2 separate regions of the Mus musculus genome follow, and region 1 is linked to region 2. A link is a loop called in an ENCODE intact Hi-C map of the cell type or tissue named here. Cell type or tissue: left cerebral cortex. All regions are shown on one strand. Links, peaks and the distances in the headings refer to the core of each region. The heading gives the core; the rest is flanking DNA.

Region 1 (11,333 bases), core at 5,027-7,526, 52 kb before region 2:
AGGATAATGATATGTATCCAGGCTACGGGGCAGAGAAGAGGTGGCCAGGTGTCCCCAACAGGGTGATTCCTTGAGAAGTGGAATGTGGTCTGACTCTGAAACTTCAGAAGCATAGAAGAACTTTGACCCAGAGTCCTGCACAGGTGCTATTCAAGATGTGAGGCACAGGAGTCCAATGTCTGAGATTTGCGTCCTGCACTCTGTAACCACAGTCAACTCAGACCATAATTGTCTCACTTTACCAGAGAAATCAAAAACCCAAAGTGCTTCATAATCCTGACCATTTCTGATGTCAGAAGGCAAAAGTTTCACACCTGACCTCCCGTCCAAATTGTAACCTGCTGAAATTATTTTTAAAAGTGGTCTCAGGCTGGGCTGGAGAGGTGGTTCCGAGGTCAAGAGCAACTTGTGTTGCTCTTGCAGAGGACTCAGCCTGGATTTGAAGCACCCACATGAAATCATACATCTAACTCTCAGTAACTTAAGTTCTAGGGGACCCCACACCCCCTTCTGATAGCCATGGACACTGCATACATACCGTGTGTCTGTGTGTGTGTGTGTGTGCGTGTGCGTGTGTGTGTGTGGGGGGGGTACAATACACACATAAAATTAAGTTAAAAAAATTTATGTGGTTTCAGGCTGAACCTCGCGTTCAGATTTGGATTCCAGCCTCTGTGCTGATCTCGTGTGCACACAATCTTTCCAGCAGGTAAAAAGTGCAGAATGAGATTCCAGATCAGGGAATCCCTGACTGAGCACAGAGATATTATACACGGGTATACTTCATTTTCAGACCTGTTTTCTAGTAGCTAGTTTGACCTTCATACATGGACTTTTCTTCAGGCCCCTTAGTGGCCAAGTTCTCAGTTCATCTCCTAGTTGAAAGCTGCCCACCACACTGCGCCATTGGATAGGTTTCTGAGTTCTGCTAAAGCCTTGTTATCATTGATTATTTCCATCAAAAATCCAAACCAAACGAAAAAACTGAAACGATAGATTCACGAAACCTGATTTGGAATTCGGTATTCACTCACATGGAAACGATCTGTGGTTCTCTTCTCAAATTCTCTCTGGCCAGAAATGGGCCAGCCCGGCCTTTGAATCTAGCAGGGAAGGCTTGTGAGAGTGTGCAGCAAACTGTCCCCACTCTGGGCTCTGCTGTTACCATCAATGAAAATGAACCATTGTCTGGGAGCCCTTGTTCAAGAGACTGGTCTAACTCAGGGAGCAGCAGAAACCCTGCACACTCCCTTTCATTGCCGAGGGCTAGCCCTGTCTCTTGGGTCCCTGGCCACTTTTTTGTGCGTGGGAGCGAGTGGAGCAGAAGTGACTGGTTCAGAGCCATTCTGGAAGGTTCTGAAGAGACAGTGTCAGCTTGGTACCATTTCTTATTTATTTATTTATTTATTTATTTATTTATTTATTTATTTATTTTTGGTTTTTCGAGACAGGGTTTCTCTGTGTAGCCCTGGCTATCCTGGAACTCACTTTGTAGACCAGGCTGGCCTCGAACTCAGAAATTAGCCTGCCTCTGCCTCCCAAGTGCTGGGATTAAAGGTGTGCACCACCACCACCTGGTTTCTTTCTTATTTATTTAATTTTTCTTCACTCTAATAATTAAAAAAAAAACAACAACAACCTACAAAATTTGATCTTTCCGTTGCTTCCTGACCCTTTCTGGCCACAACCTAGTCTCAAAAAATAAAAACAAATAACTCCTCCTCTGCCAAAGAAAGAAATACAGATAGCTAAACTGTCCTTGGGCAGGAGCTGGGGATAGCTGTGTGCCTGGCAGGATTACATGAAGGAGGAAAAGGTGTCTAGTCCCAACTGGACACAAGCGCAGCAAGCTAGAACGGGAGCTTGCCTTCAGCTGGAATACTCCTAGGCAGGCAGCTCAGGGTCATGGTGGGTGTCGCATACCTGAGGTCCTGAAGGGGAGGAGGCACGGGCTGTTGTCATTGTCATCTAGAAAACAGCCTGGAGCTATGTATTTACTGTTCACTAGCTCAGCCATGCAGGAAAGTGTCACAGCCATGCCTCCAGGGCGCCATCTGCAAGCCCAGCTGGGAAGGTGACCACAAGGTGTAAGAGAGCAGTGGCTGGCGGTCTGTTCCTCAGCTAAAGAAGGCAGCTTGCTTTTCCACTCCAGTCAGTCTGTTCTGCTCTGTGCCTCGAGAGCATCGGGGCTTTGAGGACGCAGCTCCTTTAATTTATCTTACAATTTCTCTCTCTCTCTCTCTCTCTCTCTCTCTGTGTGTGTGTGTGTGTGTGTGAGAGAGAGAGAGAGAGAGAGAGAGAGAGAGAGAGAGAGAGAGACAGAGAGAGAGAGACAGAGAGACAGAGTGAAACAAGAGAGAGACAAAGAGAGAGACCGAGCTCAAGCACACACCAATCTTTCCTTCTACACTGTGTAAGTCCCAGGACTGGAACTCCAGTTGCCATGCTTGAAGGGCAGACGCCTTTATCCACTAAGCCATTTTTCCAGCCCCCTTCCTATTTTAATTATGGTAGAATACCCATAGCATGAGCTGGGAAATGTAGTTTATAGGTAGAACGTTTGCCTGCATGTGTGAGGCCCTGGTTTCATCTCTACCCCTGGAAAAACAAACGAAGAAACAGAAAAACATAACAGACCAGCCGTGCACCCCACCCACCCACCCACCCGTGTTCATGCGCACTAACAACTTCTCTTGGAACTGGAGTGATTCCTCATCTTCTGGAGTGGAGGCCGCAATCACAAGGGGCGTCCTGATGTCTCCACCATCAGGACTGGGTGAAATGGCCCTGGAGGGGTCAGCCCTGGGCACCAGCCAAGGAGCTGTTCACCCTCCTCTCTCCTCTCCCATATAAGTGTGGCTCGAGGGTCTCTTCTGTCTGGCTCTATCCTGGAATTCCGAGAGGTGATCAGCAAGTAGGGAATAAGTTTGTATATATCCAGGAAGCAGGGATGGCCATGAGAGGGGGCTCTCTTGGGCTGCCAGGAGAGCACTGAGCCTGTTGCTGGTCGGGTGTCTTGGTGGTGATTGACTTGTAGGTTCCCTTCACGTTTCCATGTCCCTGCAGATCTGTATGACCTTGTGTTAGGGCTTAGGCGGGCCTCTCTACTTCTGAGTTTCTTTGCGGTTTCTTTTTATTGTCTCCTGATTGATGGGAGAAATGTCAGGGTGGAGGCCAGCCTCGGCGAGTGCCTGGGGACCTTCAGAGCCCCCAGGTCCCATCTCTGAGGGATCTCTGAGCCCTGAGGCTGGAGATCAGGGTCTCCTACTAGGACAGCAGGCCTTCCCACGCCAGAGCTCACTAGCAAAGTCCATCTGCCCTACCTTGAGACAGAATATACCAGAAAGTCAGTATAGAGGGAGTGTTACAAGAAATGTAGAGTTAAAACAAAAAAGATAGGAAATACAATAATTTTGAACCAAATGAGCACATCAGGATGCACACACGGTGATACACCATTGGCATCATGTACAAAATGCACGAGCGTAACTGAGTTCCAAGAACGTAAGATTAAACACACACATAACATTTTAGGTAGGTTTTCGATTTTATATTGGACACATTCTCGGGTATCGTGGGGCACATGTGGCTGCGTATGGCCCCTGAGCTGCAGGTCACACACTTCCATCCTGTATGTCATGGGTGGCTGTGCTCTCCTATGAAGCCACGGCAAGCTCATTGTGATACAATAGAGAGCACTTCGTCCCTCAGCCCCGGTGTCTGTAAATTCACAGGTGTCCCCGCTCTCGTTGGAAGCGTGGAATTAAAGATGTGCTTCTGCTGCATTTTAAAATGGCAGTCACTGACTTATTTTGCTGGCTTTGGTTTTTTGGGTTTTTTTTTTTTTTGTTGTTGTTGTTGTTGTTTTTTACTTTTCCCCACGGGTTCTAAGGTGTGTGTTGCTTAACCAGTCAGTCACCATGCCTGAATTCCAGGCAGCCGGAAGGAGGAGCAGAGGAGCGGAGGATGGTGCCCTGGCTTGGAAATCAGAACTCCCCGGGCAATCCCCAGGGGCTCTCTACTTATAGTTTGCTGGAAAGAGTGTGCCCTCGGCACCAGCTGGGAAGATTAGGAAATCGGTGTCTGTTCCCAATCAAAGTTTTTATCCTGAGTGAGGAACAGAAGCAACGCTGGACTCAAGTTTGTCTAATCGTAGGATGCAGGTTCCTCAATTGGTTCCTCTGATCCAGGCCTCAACCCAGAGTTCTGGTCAAGGGGCCCCAGTAATGCTATGCAGCTCCGTCTCTATCAGATGGCCCTGGAGGCATCTCTTGGGTGCAGGGCGCTCTCTCTCTCTCTCTCTCTCTCTCTCTCTCTCACACACACACACACACACACACACACAGGCTTTTGCTGATTATTCTGAGATACTGGTAGCTGTGCCATCCATATCCTGAGGTATTCAGATATTGCCCCAGCCAGGGGGATAAAGAGCTGCACATACCTTAAGCCATAGCTGCAGGGTCTTGGAGCCGGGTCTTGGAGACTGTGGCTCAGTGGAGAAGACAAGGCCTTGTTTCATGTTGCTTTCAGTCTTTCTGTTCAGGGTCCATTTCTTGACCTCTTTTAGGTCTCTCAAGTACAGAGGTATCTTAGCTCAGGTCCGTGCTTTCTAATACACACTGCAGAGTCCCACCGTTTGTCATACAGTTCTGTCAAAGGACACCTTCTGGGAAAGACCCTCTGACAGATGCTGCTTCATGGAGCACATCATTTCTGATCTGTGAAGAACATGCGTCACCGAGCACCTGCGTCACTTAAAGCCACAGAGTATCTGACGGTGTCGCCTAGGTCACCTCTAGGCTCCAGGCTGTGGGCACTAATTCACGATTTCCAGTTTGTTTCTAATTTCCTAACAGTTTCCACAGTCAGGTGGGTGTCCTGGTCCATGCTTGTATTTGCGGAACTCAAGAGGCTGAGGCAGGAGAATTACGAGTTTGATTTTCAGCTAGGCTTTGTAGCAAGACCTGGTACTCAATAACCAAGCCAAAACAAAACAAATGAAAGAAACTGTACTGTCGAGAGCAAAATCTGGCAGAGTTCTTTCCCTGGTCTACAAAGCATCTTTAATTCTCTTTGGTCTTTCTCTCATTCAAGAGGGAAATAGAGAGAATAAATGTTTCAAGCCCTTCCGCCTCTGGGAGCACGTGACCACATGAGTTGTCAGTGATCTGCGGCTGTCCTTACCACAGCAGTGTGTCTGAGACTCCCTCTTGGGTCTAAAGCTGCCACACGCTCTTTATATCCTGTGACACTTAATTCATTCATTAATCATGGTTAGGCATCAACAACAGGGGTAAGACAGAACAATTAAAGCGTGATTGCACTTGGAGGCCATTATTAAATCAAGCAGAGGTTACATGGACATAGGCACAGTGCAGAAACAGCTCAACAGCTGACCCTGTGACTACCACAGCTGCGGAGCTACCACCAGGCAGGTGGGAACCTCTAGGATTCATTGAAGGGGTGATTTGCCACCCAAGCAGAATGGCCCTAGATCTCATCACTCTGCTCAGAACTTCGTCAATTTGGAACCTTTCCATTCTTTCTAGAACTTTCCATTTCAGGCTGAGGTTAATGGGGAACAGACAGTCAGTCAGCATGGGGCTTGCTCTATTTAGCTGATTCTTCTGGGTGACAGGCATGATTGACTGGAAATTGAAAAGCCACCAGGAGAAGAGAGAGGGGTCTTCAGGACCTGCCTTTCAGGTAAACGGTTTTCTGGAACAAAGAGTTAGTCTGGGAGAAATAGCCCCTTGTTTCTTCTACCACAGATAAGAAAGAAAAACAAAAAACAAAAACCTCAGGGATTCTGTGGCGGGCAGGTTACCTCCCACGTCCTCTCTGTGAGCGTCACATAAGTAACACACATTGCATTGCGCAGCTAGGAAAATTAGCAGTCATTGTCTCAAAATTGCCTGAGTTGAAAGGCGTTTTTCTTCCTCTAAATTTCCAGGTACTCGTGTGTTTGAATAAACAGGTCCTTGAGCAGCGGGTCACTGAGCAGCACCGCCGCCTTCATCCCAGGTCTCCAGGTCTCCAATGGCCACAAATGCCTCTGTGGGTCCAGGGGCTCCGGAGTGTCGGGACAGACCTGGCTCAATGAGTGACTGCTTGTCTGCCTTGGCCCAGCCCACAGCATGGTGTCCAAGAGAGGCAGTCCTGGAATAAAGGCAGGCTTTCTTTCCCTTTAAGCTCACAGAGGGGCTCTCTGAAGGTAGCAGGGGAACAGAGTGCTCACTGTTCAGGGACCAGCCCACCTCTCCGAGTACTTTTCCATGGCGACAGTCCAGTGGCGTGTGTTCTGGCCTTGGAGCAGGTTTTATGAGCCCTGTGAAGGGGCACTGGTGAGTCCCTGCCTGAGTCTCTGCCACAGAGTCTCAGAATCTCCCAGGGGAGATGAACAAGGGTTCATCTGCCCAGGTTGGTCGGCCAGCGGCCGTGGAACAAAGAGCCACAGACAGTGCTGGAACACCAGACCCTTTCTGAGTCTGGAAATTTAAGCTGAAGACGCAGGTAGAGTCTGTCCGCTCTGAGGGCCGTGAGGGAAGGTGGGACTTGGGGCCTGCCTCCCTGGCTGGTTCATATCCATGTTACCATCCTCCTCCTCAGCCTTCTCTATACACATTTCTCTTCCTTACAGGATGCCAGTCTTACAGCATTAGGGCCATCCTAAGAGCACAGCTTTAATATACGCTCTTCTGGAAAAGTTCTGTCCCCGGAGAGTCTCATTCAGAGACTGTACCTCACAGGCCATGTTTGTCAGGAAATGGAGCACAGCCCTGGGACCTGGGTGAACACCTCAGAGTCCCCCTAGCCCCCATATCCAGGTCTCACTTACACCGTGGTAGTGAGAGCTGCTCCCTATGGGTGCCAAGCAAGTACCAGGCATTTAAGCTAATTCACTCCGGCAGGTCACACAGTGGAGCTGAGGCACAGAGAAGTAAGTAACCTGCGTGAGGTCACACAGCCGGGAAGTAGTGGAGCCGGGATCTGAACCCAGTTGAGCTGGCTGCCTGAGGGGACTTTATGAACCACTTCCTTTGTTTGTAATAGACTTAATATCCACCATGGGTCCTTTCACAGCTCACAGAGGACCCCAGCCACCTTGTCCTTGGAACTCTACTATAAAAAGGGGACATTAGAGGAGTGGGAAGGAAGGGTCCTGACTGGCTTTGAATTCAAGAACTGGGAGCATGCAGCAGATAAGGGCCCAGGATCTGAGCCCCATATCATCTGTAGGCCATCATTGACCAGCTGTGTGATTTTGAGAATACAATGTGCCTTTCTTCATCCTGAATGGGGGTCTAGGTGTCTTAGGATTGTTTGCCAAGGATGTCAAAAAGGCTGATCATAGCAGCCAATCACCATGAGAGTGACATCATCATAGAGCCAATCACTGTGTTATGTGGGTGTGACATCATCATAGCAGCCAATCACTGTGTTACTGTGAAAGTGATGTCATCATAGCAGCCAATCACTGTTACTGTGGGTGTGCCATCATTTCCCCTGGGAGCATTAATACTGTCCCCTCATCCTCTGCCCTCACAATCTGTGACACCAAGGGGTGGCCTCCAGCTCCTCTGAGTAACCTATGAGCAGCTCCTATGCGTTGGGAACTAGTGTCAGGACTGAGTGCAAATAAAGAAAGTGGATGGTCTCATTAGCATTTTATATTGACTAGCTATTGGGAAAGATTTGTTATTAAAGAACGGCCCTCTTTCCAAATGTGGCCATCAGGAGTTTAAAGTCCCATGCATGGTCACATTCTGCTCCCCTGGGACTAGATGAACTAGATGAGAACCCGGGGGTTGGAGGAGTCACTTCTCTTGGTCACTGCCTTGTCCCAGTCTTAAGGGAAACCTCATTCCTGTAACACCCTTGTTCTCACCCTTCCTAACGCTGCAGCCCTTTAACATGGCTCCTCATGCTGTGGTGTCCCCCATCCATGTTACCTTCATTGCTACTTCATAACTCGCTACTGTTATAAATCATAGTGTAAAGACTTGTATCTTTCCCGTAGTCTTAAGCAATTCCTGTGAAAAGGTCATTTGACCCTCATGTGCAGTCACTACCCACAGGTTGAGAACCTCTGCTGTAGAAGATGCCAGAAAACAGCTGGTAAGGCAGTTTTTGATGATAACAGCTGATCTGTCCCTAGACCCAGGAGGTCCAATAGGCAGCAAGCTAGGACCAAATGCTGTTTGGCCCCAGAACTTAAAGGGTCAGCAGCCTGGGCCCCTAGTTCCCTGGGTATTGGTGGCATTCAATCCCCTCCCTGTGGACTGGAGGACATGGACTGAATCGGTGCATTTTATAACCTACCAACAACTCTTTTAATGGGTAGAGGTAACCTGGCTCTTCTGCCCCGGAGGAAACATGGCTCCAGAAGTTTCTTCTGTTGCCAGTGTGTTAGAGACACCAGATTTGGACAGAGAACATGGAAGCTCATTTTCTAGGACTAGGGAGCTGATGAAGGAGGGCCATACTCAGTAAGAGAGGAAGTCTGGGAAGACATTTCCACTACTCAAGCCCTGTTGGGCTTGGCTCCACCTGCACACCTGGTAAAGACAGAGACTTATTTTATCCTTCTGCTCCATCCCTCCCACATGCCTTCAAGCCAGAAGGAAAGCCGCCCTTGCTCCTGAAGGGTGTCCGACATTCCTCTTTGACTTGAGGTCTCACAGAAGTGGAGTCTAGCTCCACCTGCAACCTTGACCTATCCCAAAGGTTAGAATCTGCTGGTAAAACAGACCAGGTGAGGAACTCCAGCCCAAGGATTCAGAAGAGGGGTGGGAGAGATGGCCCTCAGGTCTAATCCCTTCCATGTGGACTGTCTGTGACATTTCCACTGTTGGAAGGGCTCAGCACTCCGGAGAAATTAGCCCAGAGAGTGTACATCCAATGTATACGTCACTATCTCCTGCTCAAATCCAGGCTTCCTTGTTCACTTCCCTGTGGAACAGTATGCCAGAACTGGATGTATCAATTATCCCCAGTCCCCCATATCCCAACACAGCCCCACCTGATCATGACAACTTCCCCCGAGCCTCAGTTTCCTCATCTGTAGGCTGGAAGGCTGATGTGTCTATCTGCCAGATCCCTCCTCCTCAGCGGCCAGAGCTTTGTCTCTCCACCCCAGATCCCTGCCTGGTTCCCTACAGCATGAGCTCCCTGAACTGGATGTGGGAGATGAGAGCACCAGGCTCTGCAGCAAGTTGATTCTTATCTCAGCTGAACGGGAACACCGGGACTGTGGATCAGTCCCTGTTGGAGGTGACTATCTGTACTTTCTGGCTTTCTCAGAAACCACCTGTTCTTTCAGGATTAGAGCATGGAACCTTGGCAGCGGAAGATGTTACTTTTAATTAAACATCCTGTGTCTCCTCACTGAGGATGAATCAGCTCCATATGGGAGGGGGGAAGGAGAGCAGGAGGCATCTTCATAGAAATGCAAGCTCAGACTGATTAGCTAAGGTCAGGGATCCACATCACTATGGGCAGCCAGCACACAACAGTACCTCTGTGTGCATTCATGCCCTGGCCTTGGTATCGTGCCGGCAATAGGTCACAGAGCAAAGAAATAAACTCGGTTCCAAGATCAGCGTTGGTACTGTCTCTCATGTCATGTATCCTCACGAAATCCTTTTAACATCTTTACGCCCTCAATTTCTTATCTTAAAAGTTGGACACGGTCACAATTATACTTACTTCCTAGGGCGATAGTGTGGCTTGAATAACTCAGCGGGAGAGCTTTTATGCCACAAAACCCCGGTCACCACAGGCAGATTCCCCTCTTTGTGATTTGTGAACAACAGTTCGTATCTTTCCAGGTTTGATTTTCGTGGGTATTGGTGAGTTCCCGGCTATGGTTTAAATTTAGTTTTCCCCCTTGATGGTCCAGTTTCTAAGGAGTTATTCTGATTTCACAGTACATAATTGATGACATTTGCTCTCTGGGGTCAAAGGCAGGGGAGTCTCCCCATCTTTCCTGCTCCATGGCTGAGTGTTGAAACGGTTTCCAGCCTGCCTGGGCTCCAGGTGGGTGCTCATGAGTTCTTGTGAGAAGTAAGAAATAAAAAAATCTTTGGAAACTGCGGATCCAGGATGCTGACTTAGCTCGGGGGTGGGGGTGGGGGTGGGGGAGGGGGTGGGGGAGGTCTGCTGTTGTGCTTCAGATGTAATGCGAAGGGAGGTTTCTGCTGCTTGAGCTTTTAATTGGTTTACTGATATTTTTTATGGCTTCTTATTTTAATGTTTACAGTCCCAGATGGCGACATTTACAGACTCCCAAGAAGGGACTGAGAAATGATTTAGCTGAAGTAGCAAAATCGGAGGCATTGTACGGAGTCAGGATTGTGCCACGGCGCCCACGAGGGGCCACTGGCTTATTTAATGTGATTTAAGTTGTACGGCTGTTCCTCTCCACAGCCGGGGAAACAGATGCCCACTGTTTGCTCTGCAATCAGGGGCTGCCCCAGGGCTTGGCAAGGGCCTAGCAAAACTTGGGGTCAACCTGGGCTGGATTGGGGCAGGAGAAGGCATCTGTCTGAGAGAGTCAGCTGTCGTCTGTGTATATACGTGGCTGGGAAGAGATTAACCAAGCATGTGTTTGTAAGACTGTCTCTGTCTGTAGCCTAGGCCAACTTCAAACTGGTCATCCCTCTGCCTCGGCATCTGCACATCAACCCACAGACTGAGACTCACCTCACTTTGGACAGAACCCCTCTGACATTGCTCCTAGTTCATAATTCCCGTTGGATCTGTGATTTAGCTGTGGGTGATTCTGATCGGATTCTTTTGTGCTATCATCTGCCACTTGATCCGGGTCAGGGGAGGTTCTGAGATCTCATCCTTCCCAGGGTGTAGAATAAGAATGTTCAAAGCCTCGTGTAAGTGATTGTGTTCCGGCTGCCCATCTCGATCTCCTTTAATACTAAGTGTCAGTGTGGTTGGTGTATAGTCCTGGTGCCTTGGTGAAGGGGATGAACCTATGAAATAAAAGTCCTGATGTGTTCCCTTCAAAATATTTTCTACCAGGTGCCCACGTACAGGACTCACAGGAGGGGTGGGGGGAATGGCTACACTTTTGCTAATCTGACACAGAATCTTCTCAAACTAGGAAAAAAGAAAATGTTTTCTTAGTAGGAAAGAGATACTTGAAGACTCGGAATGTGGCTCAATAGAGCACTTGCCTAGTGTGCACAGGGAGCTTCAGAGTACAGAGAGAGGGTTGGGGGCTGTGCTCAGAGCAGAGCACTTCCCTAGGATGCACAGTGTCCCCGGTCCTGCCCCAGCACCACACTAATCAAATATTTAAAATATAGGTATCT
Region 2 (11,333 bases), core at 4,676-7,175:
ACTCACCATCCAAGGGGTCCAGGATGGGGAGACAGATGGGAAGGTCTGCTGTGCCCAGTGCTATACAGTAACATACCTGTTGCTTCCTGGGCCCCTGAAGTTTTAGTCCCAGCATTCTTTGGTGTCTGTAACAAAAGCTGAGCTCAGCTGGGTTTGTAATCTGTGCAGTTGCAGAGCCTGGGCTCTGTCCAAGCAACTTACAGCATCAGTTGATGTGTTAACCTCCAGGTTCTTACTGGCTTCTTCCTTCCAGGCCTCCTAATTGATCACGAGGCTCAGTGGCAAGACATTTTTGGCTTCATGTAACTGGGGCTTGAGCCCGGCCCTCTGCTGTTGATTGTTAACAACTCTCTCCTGATACTCTCCACTGAGAGGCACCGGGCTTTGAACTCCAGTTTGCCGTCCTCTTAACCTTCACTTTGTGCTTAAGCAGGAGCTGTGGCCAGAAGCCCCACTAGAGGTACCAGCACTTACACCCACACAGCACATCACATATACCAGCTCTTGTTGGTGTTAATGATGACAGAAAGAGAGACAGCCTAGATCCCTGGCAGAGGCAGTTAGCATCTGGCCTGAGCCATCAGAGGCACCATTTTAGAGGAAGTGTGAGACTAGATGAAGTCAGGAAACAGGAATCAGTAAGAGAGTGACATTCAGGAGGGACATTCTGAGGCACAGGACTCTACCCTCTGTGAGTCCCTTAGATGTGAGAAAGCGCATCCTGTCAGCCATGAGGTCCTGAGACAGAGCTGCAAGGGGTAGGCAGAGTGAGGACATGCCAGAGCTGTCACCAGGCCCGGGCGGCTGAGCATCCCATGGACGACTTGAAGGAAGGAGGGCGGGCATCCACACTGTGTTCAGAGTAACAGTAGGGTCTGTCAGCAGCAGCCAGATCTAGAGGTGACGTGTCTACCCTGGGGTTGTCAAGATGAGGAGAGAGTCACAGAGGCCACACCCTGGTTCTAGCAGAATCACCTGTATAGACAGCAGTGTTATCCTTATGACGGTGCAGAGATGTGCCAGAGAGACACCTTTATTGGGTTGGAGTTTGGGGTTCCTGTAGAATGTTCTCAGCTGAGTAACTAAGAGGAAGATAGGAGTGTACTCTTGATCCCTGACTTGTGAATCCTACCTTGCTAATGCTCCCCCCAAAATGGCCGTCCTTGTACCCTACAAGGTATGGAGAAAGCACATTCCGTAGAGAAGGAGGTTCGGTGGCCATGAAGATGACACCAGTGTGGGATGTTCAGTCAGGAGAGGAAGTGAGAGATGGAGGGACGGAAGATACTGTCAGGGAAAGAAGCTGGAAAACAAGCCTGTGACTCACAAGCCAAGGCCTTGCCTCTGAGCTGCAGACGTACCCTGAGGCATCCAGTTTAGTCCTGTGGTATATTAGTCAGGGTTTTCTATAAGAGCAGAACTCAGAGAATGAGTCTTTGTATACATAGAGGGATTTATTAGAGTGGCTTGCAGGCTGTGGTCCAAGTAGTTCAACAATGGCAGTTTACCATTAGAAGGGCCAAGAACCCGGTAGTTGTTCAGTCCGCAAGGCTTGATGTCTCAATCAGTTTTCAGTGTACACTGGAATCCCGAAGAAGCAGGCTCTAATGCCAGAGAAAGAATCACTTGCCAGCAAGAGGGAGGGCAAGCAGGCAAAGAGAGCATGTCCTTCTTCCATGTCCTTTATATGGCTGACAGCAGAAGGAATAGCCCAGATGAAGGATGGACCTTCCCACCTCAGAAGATCTGGATTAAAGACATGTCTTTCCACCTCAACGATTGAATGGGAAAAAAACAAAACAAAACTGTGTTGCAGGTTATCATCCCCTTGGGTTTTAGTTAACTCCAGATAGAGTAAAGTTGACAAGCAAGGATAGCCATCACACATGGATTTCCAGATGTTTCTGGTTAAAAGAGTCCAAAGACCAGAGACAATGCCTTGCCCTTCTGGGTTCTGGCCCACTTTGGAGAGTGTCCCAGGATTACTGGGCTATAGCCAAGTTCTTGAGAGATGCACGGGTCTCTTGCTGAGTGCATCTGGAGAGCCTGTGAGGGCCAAAAGGGAGTTCAGTCCTAACCCCACCCAGGTATCTGTGAAAGACAGGGCCTAGCCCTGCAAACCCATAGTTGTGCTAGGAGCTGTATGCTCACCATCCTGAAGCTCTGGCCTGCAGCAGCTAGAAGGAAACACACCCTAAGCTGCCTAAAGGTCCTCATTGTGTGTCTTGATGGGTAAACTATGTCTTTGGAAGACTAGAAGGCAAAATCATGCTCAGCGGGGCTGCAAACAGCTTAGAGGGAAAACCTGGATATCCCTCTAACATTAGGATGCATCCCACTGAGCAGGTTCTGTGCACTGACTTCAGGAAAAGTTATGAATTTGGTGTCTCCTGTGAGGTTTAGTTAAATTGTGCTGTGTGACTTTTCCTGCACAGGTGTGGACCCCAGTTAGCATATTAATGACAGACCAAAGAAACAACTCTGCCCAAACTAGCTGAGTGAATGGATGAGGTCATTGGAGTTAGTTATGTAAGTATGGATGAGAGGTTCTGTACAGGAATGTGGATAACTCAGAGGCAGCCACATCACCAAAAAGCCCACCACTGCATAAATGACAACTCACAAGAGCTCTATGCACAACTTTCAGGCAGCCTCAGAGAGTCCCCTCTCCCCAGCAATTGTTATGCCTCACAGAACAAGGGGCCTTGCAAGTCTTCTCTGTTTTAGGGACTTCCTGAGACTTGTGAGTTTCCTTTACTTCCTAAATCCTCCAAGTTTTCTTTGCTGACCTTGCTCCTGGAGGGAATGTTTCAATTCAGAGGGAAAGTTCTACAATGCTAACTTTTGTTCCTGGGGCTTCCTTGTGCCCAGGAGTTTCACTCAGCTAGCCTGTTCTCATGGATGGATCAGATAGAAGTCAAAGTCTGTAGCCTGTTTCAAGCTGAAGACTAGTACCCAGCACAGGATAGTAGGGATAAATTTGGGCTTTGTATTTTTTATGCTGTGAGACTTGGGCTCTAACAGTCATGTTAAGACTCTGACCTTCAGTTTACTGGTCTGTAAACTGCCAATCTCACCTCAAGATGGGAAATGGCTGGTCCTTGGTTGGTTGGATTCCTGAGCACAGATCTCCACAGGTAAGTATGTAGTCAGCCCCCCTTTTTCCCAGCCACCTTGGAATCAGACATGGTCATAAATAATCATGTGACCTAGAATAGCCTCCACCCTCCTGTTTCTCTCCAGACCTCTCACTGGCTGTCTCCCCAGTGCCTTCCTCGGGGCAACCCAATGGGCAGAGTGGAAGTATCCCTGCCTTTTCTTGACAGACTATAGTTTTGGGGGGTTGTTGTTTTAATTCTTTCCATAAGAGAACATATCTGGGGACATACACAGTGCTTGCCATGAAAGCATGAGGCCTGAGTTTGTATATTCAGAACCCAGGTAAAAAGTCAGGCATGCATAGTGATACATACTTTATAGTCCCAACACCCGGGAAGAAGAGACAAGGCAGGTCCCTGGGGTCACTAGTTAGCCAGCATAGCGTAATTAGTGAGGTCTGAGCTACTGAGAGAACTTATCTTACAAAATAAAATCCATAGCGGATAGTGCTTTAGGAAAAATACCCAAGGTTGACTTTGCACTCGCATGGGCGGGGTGGGGTGGGGTGGTGGAGACCAAGAGACCAAGAGACCGAGACTAACCCAATTGGGTGAGTCTGCATAGAAGTCCGGCCGCAGGGCTGTCCCCGCTGTTACCAGGTGCCTTTATTCTCCACAGCTAGAGCAACAGTTACATGGAAGCAGATGCTTTCATTTGTGACCATCAGCCGTCCCCATAGGACCGGTCCCCAGGCCCTAGCCCAACTTGCTTTTCAGAGCCTCTCTGTTCATTGCTTTGACACAGAAAATGGCACTCAGAGTGAAAAAAAAACAAAAAACAAAAACAAAAAGTTCCCAGCACCCCTCCCTTTGTGACCAGTGCAATTGTAATTACGACTAAAAGCTTCCTTCCCAAGGGCCTCCCCACCCCAGACTGGTCCAGCTTCGATGTGTCGATCTATTCCCAATCTATTCCTGGGGCCCTGGAAACACACACACAGCCTGCGGGCATACCACACATTGAATCAGCCAAGGTCTTGCCCTGGCTGCCCTATGTCCCCCAACTTCCCCCCACTACCTTTTGGGCAGCCAGTTTCTAATCTCCCCAAAGGCTTTACCGAACATCCCTATTTGGGGAAAATCAATAGATTTCCTCCTAAGCTGAACCGGCTCTTCATGCTTCCTCCTCAGAGGTCAGGGTGGGCTGATGTCACCCAAGCGCTCAAGACACCTCTGTGCACCTCACCTCTTCCCTGCCATGTGGCCCAGCACTTGGGCGCACTCACATGTGGGCGCGCACAACTCCCTGCTGGTGCCTGACTCAACAGCCGTCATAGAGCCATGGTGCTTTGGGGCCCATTTTACAAATGAGCACACAGAGGCCCAAGGAGGGAGTCTGGCCCAGCCTCTCTCCTAATCCCCTCATTTTCATCAGCCTGCCACTGCCCAAAGGATCACTCTCTTCCTGAAGGCCACTCATCTGGCCCGCTCTCAGGGACTGGCTACTTAGCTGTCCAGCGTACTGACTTCCTATGTAGGAAACTAGACCCAGGGGAGACACCCCACTAGACAGTTGGCCCCTGTAGAGTCTGGTGTGAACAAAAGTGCCTAAGCTTCTCTCATCTTCTACCCTGAACCCCCCACCCCACCCCTACCAATATCCTTCTGTCCTAGCTCTCCCAAGTGAGGCAGAGAAGCCAAAGGACAAGGACCATAGACCACTCAGAGGTTGGGTTAGGGTTAAATATTATATCCTGAAATAGATTCGTTTTGTCTCTCCTGTTAGCCCAAGCAGAGGCACTGTCCTTTAAAAGAGAACCTGCCATTTTCAGGTTTTTTTGCTCATTTTAATGAGTTCCCAAATCAGGCCAGCCCAGGAGAGCCTAGCCCACATTCCCTGCCTTGGTGACGAAAGTAGGCCACCTGCTCCCGCTGAGTTTCTGAACTTGCAGCCATCCGGACTCTACACTCCACGGGTTTCACAGAAATGTCCCCTGAGAGCTTGGGAGACCGGCTCAGTCAGCAGCAGCCTGAGAACCTGTGCTCAGTTCCTGGAACCCACGTAAAAAGCTGGGCACGTGGGGCTGGAGAGATGGCTCAGCACTTAAGAGCACAGGCTGTACTTCCAGAGGTCCTGAGCTCAATTCCCAGCAACCACACAGTGGCTCGGAGCCATCTGTAATGGGATCTGATTCATTAGAAGCTGAGACAGACTGGCAGCTTCTGACCCATGTGATGCTGTCTTTAAAAGAGGGGGAGGAAGCGGCACCTGAAGGAGCAGGGGTTACCCTCTGGTTTTCTCTGTGTGCACAGGCACACACGCGCACCTGCAAACAAATGAACCATAGTAGGGAGGGCAAAGGAGAGGGGGTATTTTCCTCGGTGCACAGAGGTGGCCTAGAACCACATACATAGCAGTAAGCCCCTTGGCTGACTCGTCCCATGCTCTGGCCTGGGATTCATCCCTGTACCTCCAGGGGGCTGCTGGTTAGAGAGACAAGGAAAGTCCTCCTCAGTGCTGCGTCCTAGGAATGGGTGGCTGAGTTGGGATTAGGTGGGCGCAGAGAAATGCTCCACCTGGGTTATGAGCAACAACCCCCTCCACCCCCACATACGCAGTAGCTCAAAAATCTACCAGTTACACGGTATTTACACCTCTGATGTCCTCAGCTTGTGGGTGTCTTACTCATCTCTGGGCTCCAGGTTGTCTGTGTGGCTGTTGTGCACCGCTGTGTATCCTCAGCTGTGACCTAAAAATCAATGCAGTCGCTTACATTCCTCAGCTAGTGAATTCAGCGATACTGGTCTCAGTGGCGCCTCCCTGTGGCCTTCCCGTTACACTGCCGTGTGGATGACAAATGGCCATCTCTCTTGAAAAAGACTTAGCAGGAGAGAGGCACTAATGTGTTGGCACAATGCTAACCCTCCTTCTCTGAGTCCTGCAAGGATTCAGCACCAAGTGCTTGAGACACACAAGACATTTAGACCTGGGCCAGCAGCCCTGCAGGCAGGGAAGGCACAGGCTGTATTCATTCACAATGTTGTAACTGTTGAAGGCTGGGCAGCTAGAGACAGTGAGGCCTGATGCTGGGGGTGGCTTCTTGGACTTTTGGGTTTGTGGGTGACTTGTGGAAGGGGTAGAAGGTGCCTAGCAGGTGGGAAAGGGAGGAATACTTTGCGGTGGTATCTGCTGGGCTGGCCCAATTCTAGCCTCTTCCCCACCAGGAATGGTACGTGGGTAACTTGTATTAATGAGGGAGATGGGGTGTTGATAGACCAGGAGGCATCAGAGATAGATCAACCAGTACAGTGCTTGCTGCACAGGCCTGAGGTCCTGGCTTCCATCCCTAGAACGGATAGGGGGGAGCAAAAAACAAACAAACAAACAAACACTGAGCATTGTGATGTGTGTCTGTTATCCCAGCGTAGGTTTCAGGCCAATAAGAAACACTGTTGTAGTAGTTGTTGTTATTGTTGTTGAAGGAGAGTGATGGACAGCGTCTAAGGAATGATACCTAATACCCAAGATCGACCTCCACAAGTACACACACACACACACACACACACACACACACACACACACACCACACACACACACACACACAATAGCCTACAGTTCTAGCATCCTGAAATCCACCGCCTGCTTTACAGTGTGTTGACTGTACTGATAGCTCATCGCGATGTTGCCCCTTTCTTCAACTGTCCAGCCAGGATGTTATTCCAGCTAATGTCTATCAGTCATTTTCTGTCAGTGAGATACCAGATGTGCATGAGTCAGGCCTCGTGAGCAGATGCCAGATGTGTCTGGCATTCCTGCAGAGCCCACTCCCGGAGAAGAATACCCAACCAGCAGTTCCTCGGGTGTAACAGAGACACCAGAGCTGATCTGATGGAAATACCCCAGGACCGTGGCTAGGAGCAGGTGCCTGGACCACCCACACTGACCGTACAGTCAGATGGCTAAGGTGGAGTCAAGGAGTTACAGTCACCAGACAACACAGGGAGTCAGCATTCAGGTTCAGTCAAGGCTTTGCTGCCTGGTTCTACTGCCAGCCCCTTTCCAGACAATCCTCCACAATGACGTTAAACAGGAAGTGAATTTCTACTTCCGTGGTGTTCACAAGACACAGGCATGGTGCCATATGTTTTTTTTCTGAGCCCTCAATCATCAAAGCAACCCCCAGAATGCACAACTATTGTCCCCATGGTACAGAATGGGGAACCAAGGCCTGAGGGCTCAAGATGCTCAGTCAAATGTTCAGTAAGGCGTGCTGAGTCTCTGGAGAGAGGCAGGAAGGAAACCACAAAGCCAAATTGTCCAGTCAGAAGCCAAGAGAACCTGCAGGGCCAAGCCATATTCTCCCACACACACACCTACCTGCCTCCCTAAAATACCACAGACAGCCCAGCCCTGGGGGGGAGTTGCCAGCCTCGAGGCTGAGAGAAGGGGCCCAGCTTCCTTCCTCCTGTCAGAAGTGACTTCCGATATCCCCAGAGTGTGTCAGTCAACAGGCACAGAGCCTGCCTGCCCCTCTGATTTCAGACTTCTGAAGGACCAGCCTCCTTGGTGTCGGAACCCTGTCCCTTCCTCACCCTTGTCCCTGTTCTGGGCCACCATTCATAGGAAGCCAGGCCAGCTTGGCAATGGTCCCATTCCTAAGCCTGAAGCCTTCTGCACCAGGCCCAAACCTCCCGGAGCCCAGAGACTGTGGGATGTAAATAAGGCCCCTCCAGCTACATCTGGCTTCCTGGAAAGGCGCCCCAACTCACGGAGCCCTGTGCAGAGCTCTTCCAACCTCTTCTGGTATCTTTGCCCTCCAGCATGGCATGACTCCTCCTCCTGTTTCCTGGGCTGACTCAGGTAGAAAGCTCCAGAGGAGTCCTCCCATGATCAAAGCTGTTTCATCAGAGCCGACTTCTCCTAAGACGAACAGCCTATCTGCTAATGCGTTGGTGCAGCTTCAGACTCTGGCTCCAAACCTCAGTAGGAGGATGGGCTGGGGCAGCAGATGTAGGCACCAGAGGAGCACACAGCAGCCTCTCCAGTCACCCAGAACCTGCACAATCCCTATACACCCCACATTATTGACATATACCTGCATCTATTCATACATGCATATGTGCATATATTACATTCACTCCTGAGTGTAAGCATACATTCATACATGCATGTGCGCACTGACTCGTATGCATTCATGCATTCTCACTTTAATTCAGACAAACCTTCGAGTGTCTCCTATGGGCCAAGAATTAGTAATGTATTAGAGGGAAAAAAAAGTGGAAGACACCTGCACCCTGGAATTAGCATGCTAGGAGGGAGAGAGGCCAGAGCGAGTCAGTGGTGTGTGACACGCATACAAGATGGTGGCTGTTGCAAGAGAGCAGCCAGGCAAGGGCTTGAGCCTCAAAACTTGCTCTTAATAAACTGACTGAGTACTTTTCGCAGGATGCTCACAGCCTGGCTGGTTCTTTTTCCCCAGGGGTCTTTAAGCTGTGCACCTAGGATGGGTGAACCAGAGGCTCCAAGAAGGTGTGTTACAGCCCTCAGATGCCAGGGAGAACACCAGCTGGTTACTCACAGACAACACCAGCCCCAGCAGGTTTAGTGAGACTCGACAAGGCTCACACCCAGGTTCCAGTGTGGTCCAGCCCTAGTATACATAGGACTCTAGGCCCTCTGAAGCTGTGGTTCCTACCCGGGCAGTACTAGGACCCTGGGACCACCGGCAACAGCCGGAGAAGGTATAGCAGACCTCTGGGATAGAAATAGGACCCAGCCTATCACCATGATACCTCTGGACTGCCAGGATTGAGTCCCCAGGTGGCTTAATCCAGAGGTGGGAGTCCCCAGGTGTGGCTTCTGACTCCAGGAGTCACACAAGTCAGTGTCTACCAGCACCTGAACTTACAGTCCCAGTTCCTATCTCTGGGACCTTGAGCAACCTGCATCGTCCCCAGTGCCTCAGTTTCCCTCTCTGGAAGTTAGAAACGCCGATGATACCTGCTTCCAAGTGTGTGGCTCAGCGGCAACTTGTGCAGTAGTGTTCCAATGCAGCTAGTAGATATGGTGCTTGTGTTTGCTGGGGCTGCGGTTTCTACATCAAATCCCTCCATCCCTGAAAACCCAAGACAACAGGTGGCAGAGGTGCCAAAAAAGTGCAGGGAAGGACTGTGTCACCTCCACGGTGCTGGCAAAACAAGCATGTGCCACCATGCCCAGCTTTCTGTAAGTGGGTTTCAGGAAAGGAACTCCGTCCCTCATACTCACGCGCAAGGGTGTCACCAGCTGAGTCGTACCCCATGGCCTGGAATTCAGATGTTCGAATTACAAAACAAGAGCCGTTGGGAGTCATTGGAAGCCTCCAGATTTACCTCTTTATCTGGTATTATCTGCCCAACCACAGGCAATGAGGTGGGTACACTTGGGCGTGGGTGTTACATCCAAAGAGAATGCAGACCTCACAGGGTGGACCGGCTCTTCCTTTTAAGATGAAATAGAGTAAAACTTTAAAGACTTCTTAAAACAACCCCTGAGCTTGGTCCTTACACTAATTACAGTTCACTTCCAAAACATCCAAATTAAAAATAGACATCAAATCCAGCATGCCGGATGCAGCCCAAAGCCAGGAGCTGTGTTCAGGACATCCTAGACTCTGCCTTTCTCTGCCCTATACTTTGTGGACATCACAGGGAGATGAAAGGAATTGGTGGCAAGGCCGAGGGTAGAGTCCCTTGGTGTCTGATGGCGAACTGTTCTGTGTTCTGTTATTAAGGGTGGCTGTGAATTGGTCCAAGATGTTAGAATACTGTCATTTCTACATAGCGCAGATCTGCAGCTCTCAAAGCGTGGTCCAGCCCAGCAGCAGCGCTTGGCATTAGGATGTGAGAGAGTTGGAGAGAGGGTCTTTAAGATGCCACTAAAGCTACTCAGATGGTACGCTGGTTTAAGGGCGTTTGTTAGGGAAGAGGAGAATGTGAAGAGCTGTCAGTAGAGGCCATCATGGGGTCAAGGGGATGCCATCCTGGGGACTTCATCTTGGACTTCAGCCACCATTACTGTCGGGAACACACTACGATGGGTTGAGCCTCCTTCTGAGGTATCTGGCACAATTTTGGCAGAGGAACCCTGGCAGACCCTCTGCCCTGCCACATCCCCAGCTCTGGCTGGAAGCCAGAAAGTGCTGGAACAAGCCCTCAGGGTGACACCCACACATGTGAAGTTGGAGACACACCAGCATAAACTGTCACTGATGCTGACGGGAGCCAGCCCAGGAAAGGCTGACAGTGCTGGGTGTGAGGGCTGCTCCGCAGGGCGGATTATCTTTCCATGGATTCTGCTCTGTAAGAGTCTCAGTGGGCTCCTTCCTTGAGAGGAACTGTACACATTACCACCTTCTGTGGGCAAGTAGGAGTGAATGCCAGTGTTGGTATTCAGTCAGCCAAAGATAGTGCACTTTGAAGACTCTGAACACAAGAAACACCCCCCCCACCCCCCCCCACCCCCGCTCCCTGGCTGACTTTTCTGAATTCCTTAGATCATCTGGTTTGCTTTCTGACCACCAACAGTCAAAATGCTTTTCTCTTTGATAACAAGAGCAAGGAAGATTCTCACTTCCCACTTTGTGTGTGATGCTTGGAAGCTTACAACCAAATAAGATCCTTAATATCAACTCTCAAAACTGTGCACAACTTCTCTGCTATGATCTCTTCAAACCCTTTTGAAAAACAAAGGACAGGGAGTTGGGAAAGAATAGGAAACCTAGAAGGTGAATTCACCTTCAGGTTTACTCACCGACAGGGCCACAAACCCCTTGTCTTAGGGTTTTACTGCTGTGAACAGACACCGTGACCAAGGAAACTCTTATAAGAACAACATTTAATTGGGGCTGGCTTACAGGTTCACAGTTTCAGTCCAGTATCATCAAGGCGGGAGCATGGCAGCATCCAGGCAGGCATGGTGCAGGGGGAACTGAGAGGTCTACATCTTCATCTGAAGGCAGCTAGCTGGCTTCCAGGCAGCTAGGATGAGGGTTTTAAAGCCCACACCTATAGTGACACACCTACTCCAACAAAGCCACACCTACTCTAACAAGGCCACACCTCCTAATAGTACCACTCCCTGGGCTGAGCATATACAAACCATCACACCCCTGCTTTGTAAAACTGATGGACCGTGGTCGGCAAGCAGCCATGTTTCCTTCCAGTGGTAGGGAACAAGCTATTTGCCACTAATGT

What was found. Hi-C counts contacts between places; a loop is a spot of excess contacts. Peaks named below come from ENCODE experiments on the same cell type or tissue, not always from the same donor. Only the 100,000 strongest peaks of a DNase experiment are listed, where the experiment ranks them.
Region 1: a loop joins it to region 2, with 2.3 times the contacts of the local background. A loop is called at or near these places in 2 of 42 quality-filtered maps.

Annotation. Positions count from the first base shown.
Region 1 is chr10:83,124,627-83,135,959 of GRCm38, forward strand. The region is part of intron 2 of Chst11 (carbohydrate sulfotransferase 11); the gene reads left to right. It overlaps LOC115487465 (a long non-coding RNA gene), which reads right to left. Exons shown (of 3, transcript XR_003949026.1): 1 at 9,712-11,333. Among named protein-coding and RNA genes, the nearest start is that of Chst11, 140 kb to the left of the region's middle. In left cerebral cortex, for the core only: no CTCF peak of the experiment used is centred there; a DNase peak (open chromatin) is centred at 6,222.
Region 2 is chr10:83,176,881-83,188,213 of GRCm38, forward strand. The region is part of intron 2 of Chst11 (carbohydrate sulfotransferase 11); the gene reads left to right. Among named protein-coding and RNA genes, the nearest start is that of Slc41a2, 160 kb to the right of the region's middle. In left cerebral cortex, for the core only: a CTCF peak has its summit at 5,922 (motif pointing left); DNase peaks (open chromatin) are centred at 5,149 and 5,908; H3K27ac peaks cover 1,165 bases.